Regions from separate parts of the Homo sapiens genome. Here region 1 is linked to region 2. The links are chromatin contacts, found by Hi-C or POLR2A ChIA-PET in ENCODE. All regions are on one chromosome and are shown on one strand. The core of a region is the stretch at or near the end of the contact, and the rest is flanking DNA. Distances in the headings are between cores, read along the strand shown. Region 1 overlaps UBE3C (ubiquitin protein ligase E3C). Region 2 holds the start of RNF32 (ring finger protein 32).

Region 1 (5,294 bases), core at 278-2,777, 510 kb before region 2:
TGACAAACAAGGAGAGAAACACAAACATCCTTAAAAGAAAATGCCCACTGCAGGTTTTAGGCCCTCATTGCTCTTCAGGCACAAGTGTGGGTGCTTCTCCCTTGATTTCCCTGGCTTCAGGCTTTGCCTCCCTAGATTCAAACACCCAAACTGCCCCCCACGCATCTCTAAAACCTAAGTCTCATTAATGTGCTTAAAACTCTTTAGCGGCTTTCCAGTCCTCCCTGAATATGCCTTAGTGTGGCCTACAATGCTCCCCAGCTCTGTCCCTAATTACCTTTCCCCCAGCTCTCTCCCTGACTACCTTCCTCCCAGCTCTGTCCCTGACTACCTTCCTCCCAGCCTTCTCTTCCACTTTCCCTACACCCTTTGCCCACCCCCATTCTGGCCACAACCTGTAGCTGAACACCACGTCTCCATGGTTGGACAGCTTTGCCCATGCTGTCCCTCTAACTGGTGACAGTAATGTTAATATGTAAATAGTCCTAAGAATCCTACCCAGTCCAGCACACAAAAACTGATGCTTGCTTGGGGTTCTGGAAATAGGATACACACATGGTACTAGAACAGAAGGGGAACAAACTTCTGGGTACGAGGCTGTGCAGAAGAGTTCTCAGATGACGGCCACTTTACTGTGATGCTCCCCTGCTTCTCACTTCACTCACCTCTCCTCCCTGTCATGATGTGGCTACCTCCTGCTCCACGGTTGTCATGGTGACAAACCAAGGGCTGACTGACTTCAAAATCATTGACTCCTCTTGGTCCAATTGCATAGCCCCCTCTTCTCTCCAAGGGCAAATGGATTAAAAAGCTAAATGATCTAAATCAGTGAATTTGCATTGTTACAAAAAATTACTCCTTATGGTTCTACTGGGCTTTTTTGAGGAAGACACTTAAACGGCTTAATAGATAGTATTTCCGGCAGGATAATGCAGGAACCTAAGCATTTCCAAGCAGCATACGGGAGAAGGTAACAGTTCACAAGAAAAGCCAGCACATGATCAGGAGGGCACATCTAGAAAAATAGCATTTTAAGTCAGGTCTCTATTTACTTGTTTTTTAAGCTGCTCCTAGTTTGCCAATTTCTTTGTTACATTTCCAAAGAGCTATACAATCTTCTCCGAGTGAACTCACATTCACCAAAATGTATGTTGACAATGCTTGCTTTTTAACTCACTGTGTTGTTATTTATGTAGCCAATAACTACTGATACAGAAGGTAAGAGGTAAGAAGGAAAACCACAATTTTTAACTCCTAATAGGCTGAGGCAGAAAACACAGCGTATTTGTTTTGCAGCGCCAGCGTTTACGACTAAGCTAAACCTGAAGCTCCCTTCTACGGTGGCTTCAGGATTATGTCCACAGACGCTTTGCTACTGCTGCCCTTTAGGGGGTGGAGCCCGACTCCCCTCACCCCGAGAGTGGGCTGGACAAATACACCATGACCAAAGTCACCACAGGCTTTGCCCTTCCTCCCTGCTCTGTCTGCTCAGCAGCTTAGCGGGAGGCCAGCTGCCATGAGGACACGGTATCCCTAAGAAGCCCCGCAAGCGGCCGAGAACTGACTCTCCTGCCAACGGCCAGCACTAACTTCCAGGCTTGTGAACAGGCCAGCGCAGAAGTAGATCCAGATGCCTGCCCCACAGAACTGACCAAGGTAACAAAAACGTATTGCTTTAAGCTCTATTACACAGCAATAAGCAACTAGTATCTTTCTTTTATTCAATGGAAATTAAGAAACTGGGAAACTAGCTATCTTTACTGTTCAGATAAACATAATTTAAATGCAGACTGCAATCCTGTTTTGTAATCTACTTATTTCCATTAACAATAAATCATGTTCATAAATACAAGTATGTTAATAAATTAATGACAGACATTAATACGCATCATGACCATTTTAAATGGCTGCACAGTATTTCACTGCATTGTTATATTAACGGTTATTTAACAAATGTCCTGTATTTAGACATGTAGGCTGTTTCAGTATTTTTCAGTATTATAAGTAATGCCATAAATCACCTTTCCCATGCATCTTCTCTTATGCATATTAGTTCACTAGAATAAATTTTTACGTTTCTAAATGTAGAAATTTGTTCTGCTGGATTAGAGGGGACATATCTTGTTAGACTCTTTTTTTTTTTTGAGACAGAGTCTTGCCCTGTCACCCAGGCTGGAGGACAGTGGTATGATCTCAGCTCACTGCAACCTCTGCCTCCTGGGTTCAAGCGATTCTCCCGCCTCTGCCTCCCAAGTAGCTGGGATTACAGGCGGGTGCCACCACACTCAGCTAATTTTTTGTATTTTTAGTAGAGATGGGGTTTCACCACGTTGGCCAGGCTGGTCTGGAACTCCTGACCTCAAGTGATCTGCCAGCCTCCACCTCCAAAAGTGCTAGGATTACAGGTGTGAGCCACCATGCCTGGCCTTGTTAGACTCTTGATAAATCTGTTATAACCAACCCTAGGTAGGTTGTGCCCAGTGTCTGTATGCCCTCAGCAACAGCAGGTATTACAGCCTGTAATTTGACCACCATCGAAGGTGATGGGCTATGGAAAGCATGGCTTCTCCTTCATGCTGACAAATGGTAAAGGGCGGCATTTGGAGGCCTGAGACAGGAGAACAAGGACATGCAGAAAGCAGCTGCTTTAAAGGCAGTAAAAAACAGGGGTCACAGTCAAAGAATAAGATGCCCCACTTCCAAATTCCTAGGTGCCTACATTCTATAATAGAAGAATTAAAGAAAAGTCACAGAGTGAAGCTCCTTACAGCTTTTGCAAGAACTTCTTTTGAGGCTATTCTATGGTCTTATGAGACCATCTATTTTTTCAACCTTTTAAGGACCCTAGCTGGCAATTCACACTGTAACTCAAGAAAATCAGCACACATTCAAGTGGTTAAAGCCAAGTAGGGGATATCATGAGGCAAGCCAGATGCTTAAGGCACAAATTTAAGGAGGCACTCACTCTCAGGGATGTGCCAGTGCAGGGTCCGCCTGTGCATGAACCTGAGAGTAAGTGCCTCCTTAAATACTGTATGGTGCTTTACTCACCTCCCTGTAGGCCCAGATTTAATGTCCAAAGAAAATGAGACAATGAGACAATTAGTCTCAAGTCTCACTCCTTCCATTCCGCTTGGTTTCTATTTTTAAAAATCGGTTGAATTCCTGGCCAGGCATAGTGGCTCACGCCTGTAATCCCAGCACTTTGGGAGGCTGAGGTGGGTGGATCACCTGAGGTCAGGAATTCGAGACCAGCCTGACCAAGATGGTGAAACCCATCTCTACTAAAAATAGAAAAATTAGCTGGGTGTGGTGGCAGGCACCTGTAATCCCAGCTACTCCGGAGGCAGAGGCAGGAGAATTGCTTGAACCTGGCAGGCGGAGGTTGCAGTGAGCCGAGATTGAGCCATTGCACTCCAGCCTGGGCGACAAGAGCAAAACTCTATCTCAAAAAACAAAAAAAGAATTCTTAACCTTATCTATAGCAGGGAACTACAGTCTTTTGCTCCTACATGTAAAGGATACAGCATAACTGTATTCGAAGGAACAAATGCAGTGTTGCTAAATAATACCAGTCCTGACAGTCAATTAACATTTTCAGAGCCAGGCTGGGGTTGGGTAGTGGCAAGCCTGGAGTTCCAGCTCCTCAGGAGGCTGAGGCAGGAGAATCGCTGGAGATCAGGAGTTTGAGGCTGCTGTGCACTATGATCATGCCTGTGAATAGCTACTGCACTCCAGCCTGGGCGACACAGTGAGGCCCTGTCTCTTAAAGGAAAAAAAAAAAAAAAAAAGAACTAATTTGATCTTAGAAAATATTTTGACTTTATTTGATGCCAGATCTGTAAGAAAAAGTTTTTATGTTCCACTACAATGTATATGGAGCATTATACTATCACATCCATTACACCTCTGCTTTTTAAAACAAAATAGCACAAAACATTTTAAGTTAAAATATTCTAGGTAATCCCTTCAATTATATAATAGAGGGCAGTTTTACAAAACTAGGTAATCCCTTCAATTATATAATAGAGGGCAGTTTTACAAAACTAAGCAATCAAGTTCTTACCATCTTAACAGTCTAGACCTATCATAGGGGAGGAATTAAAACTAGAGTAATTGAGGCCAAGCATGGTGGCTCACACCTGTAATCCCAGCACATTGGGAAGCTGAGGTGGGCAGATCACTTGAGGCCAGGAGTTCAAGGCCAGTATGGACAACATGGCGAAACCCCATCTCTACTAAAAATACAAAAAAATTAGCCAGGCCTGGTGGTGGGCGCCTGTAAGCCCAGCTACTTGGGAGGCTGAGACAGGAGAATCACTTGAATTCGGGAGATGGAGGTGGCAGTGAGATCGCACCACTGTACTCCAGGCACTCCAGCCTAGGCGACAGAGGGAGACTCTGTCTCAAAAAAACAAAATAAAACAAAAAAACTATAGTAATTGGTTTTGGTAGGCCCTAGAGTATCCTCATTCCATAAGGCCAGTATCACCCTAATACCAAACCAGACAAAGACATCACAAAAACACCCTAAATTGATGTCCCTCATCAAAAGAGATGCAAAAATCCTGAACAAAATATCAACAAGCTCAATCTAACATCGTATACAAAGAATTATGCATCACAGTCAAGTGGGATTTATTCCAGATACGCAAGACGGGCTCAATATTCTAAAATGACTTAATGTGATCCATCATATCCACAAGCTGCAGAAGGAAAATCACATAACATTAACAGATACAGAAAAAGCATCTGACAAAACCCAACCTTCATTCATGATAAAATTCTGCAAACTAGGAATAGAGGGGAATTTCCCCAATTTGATAAAGAATATCTACCAAAAAACCCACCAAACATCATACTTCATGATGAGAAACTCAAAGCTTTCCCACTAAGATTAAGAACAAGGCAAGTTCTCACCACTCCTTTTCAACTATAATCCTACCTAATGCAGTAAGACAATAAAACACATTGCTTTCTGATGGTCTTAGAAAAGAAAAAAGAAAAAAAAGGCATACAGATCAGGAAGGAAGAAATAAAACTGTCTTTGGTTGCAAATGAAATGATTATCTGTGCAGGAAATTCCAAGTATCAACCAAAAAACCACTCCTGGAACTAAGAAGTGATTATAGCAAGATTTCAGGACATAAGGTTAGTACATGAAAGTCAATTGCTTCTCTACAAATAAGCAATGAACTGGAATTTGAAACTGAAACACAATACCATTCACATTAGCACCCCTTAAAAATAAACGCTTAGGTATAAATCTAACAAAATAGGTATAAGGTATATAT
Region 2 (5,145 bases), core at 1,922-4,421:
AATACATTTCATGAGTCAAATAACGTGTATGTTTAAGAAAAGAATAGCGTACCTTATTTTTTAACATGCCGAATTAGGAAAAGTTGTTGCTTGGCTATCACAAATTCTATCATCACATCCTATCACCTTCCTTCTATTCTTCTGCTGCAAAGACGTGGTCAACAGAAAGTCAAAGTTACAGTGCACAGAAAAACCATGAAGTTTGTGAGGATGCTCTGTAAGAGTCTAACAGATCCTGAAGCAGCAGGAATGCCTGCTACAGGGTGGCACTAAGCTACACATTCTGGTTCTGGAGGAAGGGGGTGAACTCAAGTCAGTTATGCTTCGACTCATCCCTGTCCTCAAATAGTTCACCCCTGAGCTCCTGAGGACACATTAATACAAATGGTTAATTACTATGAATTAATCCATTGCTAAATATAACATGATACATAAGTACTACAAAACTTCAGGCTAACACTGGAGACTTGGAAAAACCAGTTAAACTGGCATTTGAAAGATACACAGAGGGAAATGAAGATGGCACATTACAGGTAGGAGGAAAGAACTGGCAGGCTGGAAATCAGCATGATATGCTTATTTTGGGGAGAAAGGGAACAATGAAGAAACTGGAACGCAAGAGGAACACTGGCTAACTTCAGTCTGTCCAGAACACAGAAGTACAGAATATGGGGACAGACCAACTTGAGTTCCAATTGAACTCTACCGCTTTGCTGCGCAAGATACTGGACACAGCTGAGCCCCAGGCTCCTCATCTATAAAGCAGGTATAATAACGCTGGCTTTGCAGGGTTGCCGCAAGGATTAATGAGACAACCTTTGAAGTATCTAAAGTAGGTCTTTTCACACAGAACTTACTCTTGTTATTCTTGCTTCAATTCCCTTCAAAGCTGGTGGAATAATTTGGAATTGGCCCTTTTAGATTTTGGACATGGTGTATTTTATGAAGACAGATGTATTCAAAATATACTGTGATGAGGAGAAATAGAAAGTTATTCAAGTAATCTAGGAACTGGCACAGAAGGCCCTTGAACATATTTCTTCTAATGTTGTTTCCCTATAACGCTGATGAGAAAAAAAATTGATCCCCAGCAGGGGCCACTGTCTGTTTGGAGTTTGCACGTCCTCCCCATGTGCTGTGGGTTTCCTCCAGGTACCCCGGGTTCCTCCCACATCCCAAAGCTGTGCACGTGAGGCTCACTGGGGCGTCCCCGTCTGAGTGAGTGTGAGTGTGCCCTGCCATGGGATGCCGTCCTCTCCAGGACTGTTGCCCGCCTTGGTCCTGAGCTGCCTGGATGGGCTCAGCCCCCTGCCACCCTGAACTGGAATAAGCAGGTTGGAAAATGAAAGGATACAAATTATTGTCAAATAAAAACTCGTAAAGCATACGGTATTCACACAGAGATGCAGGACAATACCCGATGCAGTAAGAAAGGCCCAGCGGGCTGAGAAGTGGCTCCTGTTTGTTTTGAAACTGCATGGTAGGGGGAGGTGCTTCAGAGCTTTGGCTTGGCCAACATTATCTTTAACACAGCCCCTCCACAACCCGGTCACTCATGGATTCACCAGAAATTGGGTAATGATATTTCTTAAATGTAGAGCTCATATGTACTTCAGTGTTTCATATTAGAAGTGCTTTGGTCTTTATTTAGAAGTTTGGCGATGTTTTTGTGACCAGGAATGTGCTGTGGGAACTTTCCTCTTATTTATATCAATTAACCTATGGTGAAACTGGTTTCCTTGTACACTGCATGGCTTAAAGCTCCAGTTTCTAAGAACCTATGGATGATGTTAAGTGAAGACTTACTGTGTTGAGGGCCTAACTCTAAAAATAGAAAGAAATTAATCCAAAATGTATTTCTAAGGACTAACACTTGTATTAAATTACTCCAACCGAAAGAACAAACTCACTAAGGCGTGAGTGGAGAGATAGAAAAGCACAGTGGAACCAAATCTCTGAGATATCCAGGGTTAGAAGTAAAAACGTCAGTCGCTGCTCAAGTCCTGGAGGCTTTGATGATGGTTCTTACTACAGCCCTTTTCTGTTCCCGTTCAATTCTGGCATCAAGAGATGTTTGAAATAAGTTCCACCCTGTATCTCATCAAGACAACTGAACTTGGAGAAATGGTGGAATTTAAAATACTGAAAGATCACTGCCAGAATTTTCTCAGTTCCTGCTTCCAAAATGCCTATAACCTGCAGAAGATACAGTTTGCATCACACTAAAAATGGTCCGGTCATAGCTGCAGTCTGCAATTTAATCTCAAGTTTCTACACAGTAGACCACTGTCATTAATATCAAGGTAAGAGCTTTTAAAACCTATACTCTCTTAAAGTCCTACGGTATCATTAAGTTTTAGAGTTTAAAATTCAGAATTTAAAGGTATTGAAAACCCTTCAAGTACCTACTCCAACTCCACTTTATAAATGAGAAAACCAAATACCAGGTGAGTCCTTCAATATATAATGAGCCTGCGGCACTGGTAGGGTTAGAAACGTAACCCTTGCCCAGTATTGAAAGCTAAGATTAACAGGAACCCGTTGCTTTGTAAATCCCAGTATTAAACGCTCAAGAGGCAGAGCTTGGTGGCAAAAACGATCACTGGGGTGCCAAAGCGAGTAACCTCAGCTAATTAAACACGCTCAATAAAAATACACGAGACCAAGCCTACGACGTAAAGATGCAATCCTACGTAGGGTCTTGGTGTTATCTCCTGCCTTCTGAACCCCGCTGACCGTTTTCTGAGGTTCCACTCATGCAGGAAGCGCGCGGTGACGAGGCTCCAATTCCTCTCAAAGCTGACACCACCCTGCACCTGGGGCCCCTGATGGCAGCCGGTCCTACCGGGTTCTAAAATTACCGACGTGGGATCACTGTTCTAAGGCTTTAGGCAGCCGTAAATTCGTACCCCTCAGATAGAAGGAGCTGTGGAAACTAACCAGGACCCCGAGTCCCCCAAGGAGGCTGCGCGCCGCTACGGGACCCGACCTCGCCTCACAGCTGCGGCCATCGCCGGCCCGGCTCGGAGGAGGCGAAAGCGAGGCCGCGGACGGCCCTCACCCCGAATCCATGGACCCCGCCCGCCTGGCGGGCCACCCTTCTTTCCGTCCCTCCCCCGAAGCCTCTCCGTGCCTCGACTCCTCCGCGAACACCGGAACCCAGGGACGTCTGCCCCTTTTCCCTCAGGCAACTCCCTGGCCGCCCACCGTTGCCGTAGCAACGCCCGCCTCCGCGCTCGCTCCCCGCGGGCTTGCTCACCAGCCCTGCCCCGCCCCGCCCCATACTGCGCATGCTCGCCAGCCCCGCCCGGCCCACATTGCGCATGCTTGCCAACCACGCCCTGTCCACACCACACTGCGCATGCTCGCCGGCCCCCGCCCCGCGCACGGCGTCAGCGTCTAGACGCAGGTGCGTTCCCGTCGAGGCTCGCGCAGCGGGCGTTTTTGGGGATCGCCTGGCGGGGGTGTTCGGGAGCCGCGGGCTGAAGCACGGGGGCGTGCAGGCGCCCAGGCCTCGTGTAGTGAGGGCCGAGCCCCGCGCCGGCTTCGCTGTAGTCCGCAGCCCCCGGCGGCTTTGTGGGCGCAGCCACGCTCCTCAGCCGCCCGCCCACCTGGGCCTGGGCCCCGGTTGTTTCCCTGCGGTGGCTGTGGTCGTTCCCGTTCCAGGGTCTCGAGCGCACCGCCCCTTCGCTGCGCTGTTAGTCGAGGGCAGTTTTCTGGGGGATCCCCCGATCCCCCCGCGCCGCTCAGGCGTCTTGGCTCGCGGAAGCGCAGGCGCCGACTGCCTGGCGTCGTCCGTGACTCCTGGCCCTTCTCTGTGGATCCCTTTGCTTCTCGTTGCGGGTTGTGTTTCCTGCTTCGTGGGCCTGGCCGTTTGCGTTTGGATGCAGGCCCGGGTGAGCCCTGCGTGGCCCGCTGGCCTTTTCCTGCTCCCTAGGTGACTGAGCCGCGTGTGTGACACATCGGAGTGAATTGAGGCAACGCGTTCCTTTCCAGGCTTGCAGCGGGCGGTGTCGTTCACGCTCCTGAGCAGAGCCTTCCGGTGCTTTACTCGACGCCACAAATAGTGCAGGGTTCCTCCCAGGGGCTGTCGCGAGCTAGAACTCTTCCCCGCCCCTGTGAGCTCGGGCTGTTCTTCCTCCTCCGCGTGGCTCACTCCAGCCTCGGATGTTTCCTCGCTGCACAGACCTGCTCGGGAAGACTCGAGAAGGCCACCCCAGGACTCCAGCTCTCCCCGGAAGGGCTTCCCCTCGGATTGCGTCTTGGCCCCTGGAACCCTCCCTCTGTATCCTCTGCTGTTCCTCTCTTGGCCTCCATTTGGGTTGTGGCCTGGATACTCTGGCTCGCTGCTTCCCTTCTCTTAAGGATCACAGCCCTGCACTGCCTGTCGTCCGGTGCCTGGAAACCATTGTATTTTTTGGTCTGATTTTGTAGTTGTTTGAGAACTTAAGTCTGGTCCCTCACACTCCATGCCCAGAAGCAGAAATGAGTAAAGTTTGTTTTATCTTTTCTTAATATGACAATTATTGTGTTGGTTCAACTTATGTTGTACTTTAATTAGAAGAAATTTGGCCGAAAATACAAGGAAAATATACAAATGCAAGTAATTTTTTTTAAACTTCCCTGAAAGCAGGGTCTAAAGAAATTACCAACCAACTTAGACTGGATCTAGAAGAAAAGGAAGGGTCTTTGCAGTCTTAGGACTCTTCCGTTCCGCGACGTAGGTGTTAGGATAACAGCCATAAATGGTTGTAAGACTTTGGGCTCAGATAAGTAGACTTAAGTTCAAATTTTGACTTATTTTACAAGTGTGTGATTTTTGGCAAGCTCATCTTCCTAAACCATGAGCTCCTTATTTGTAAAGGGGACATTAGCCACTCTCCAGCAACAGCCCTGGTACTTCTTCAGTCCTGGGATGGGACGTATGATTAGCCTAAGCGAACCAGAAAATCCAGGCCCGTGACCAGTGACTTGATCAGGGCTGGCGATATATCTAGGTAGGCCAACCAGGTGGACTCAGTATTTTTGTGGGTGCTACTGGAAAATTTATTTAATTCTAACTGAATGTAGAAACAGCAACAGACATGAAATGGCAGTTGTATTGCTGTCTTATCATGAGGTGAGGGCCTGAAGCTATGGTAGCCA

What was found. A loop is a pair of places that touch in the nucleus more often than their neighbours do. ChIA-PET counts read pairs that join two places held with the same protein, here RNA polymerase II (POLR2A).
Region 1: a loop to region 2 is called in a map of naive thymus-derived CD4-positive, alpha-beta T cell, with 5 times the contacts of the local background. The contact joins the enhancer-like site here to the promoter of RNF32 in region 2. A Hi-C loop is called at or near these places in 1 of 168 maps with a recorded cell type or tissue (naive thymus-derived CD4-positive, alpha-beta T cell) and 1 of 37 single-sample maps with no recorded cell type. POLR2A ChIA-PET finds 5 or more read pairs at or near these places in 1 of 52 experiments (OCI-LY7).

The regions. Positions count from the first base shown.
Region 1 is chr7:157,147,229-157,152,522 of GRCh38, reverse strand. The region is part of intron 1 of UBE3C (ubiquitin protein ligase E3C); the gene reads right to left. Among named protein-coding and RNA genes, the nearest start is that of UBE3C, 11 kb to the right of the region's middle. Within about 2 kb of position 1,527, at least 5 of the 41 ENCODE cell types and tissues checked have a DNase peak (open chromatin) inside an H3K27ac peak, as active enhancers do.
Region 2 is chr7:156,638,800-156,643,944 of GRCh38, reverse strand. It overlaps RNF32 (ring finger protein 32), which reads right to left and starts at 3,171. Exons shown (of 9, transcript NM_030936.4): 1 at 3,134-3,171; 2 at 53-144. The coding sequence starts at 67. It overlaps RNF32-DT (RNF32 divergent transcript), which reads left to right and starts at 3,410. Exons shown (of 4, transcript NR_026865.2): 1 at 3,410-4,997. RefSeq lists a silencer at 3,271-3,580 and an enhancer at 3,149-3,740.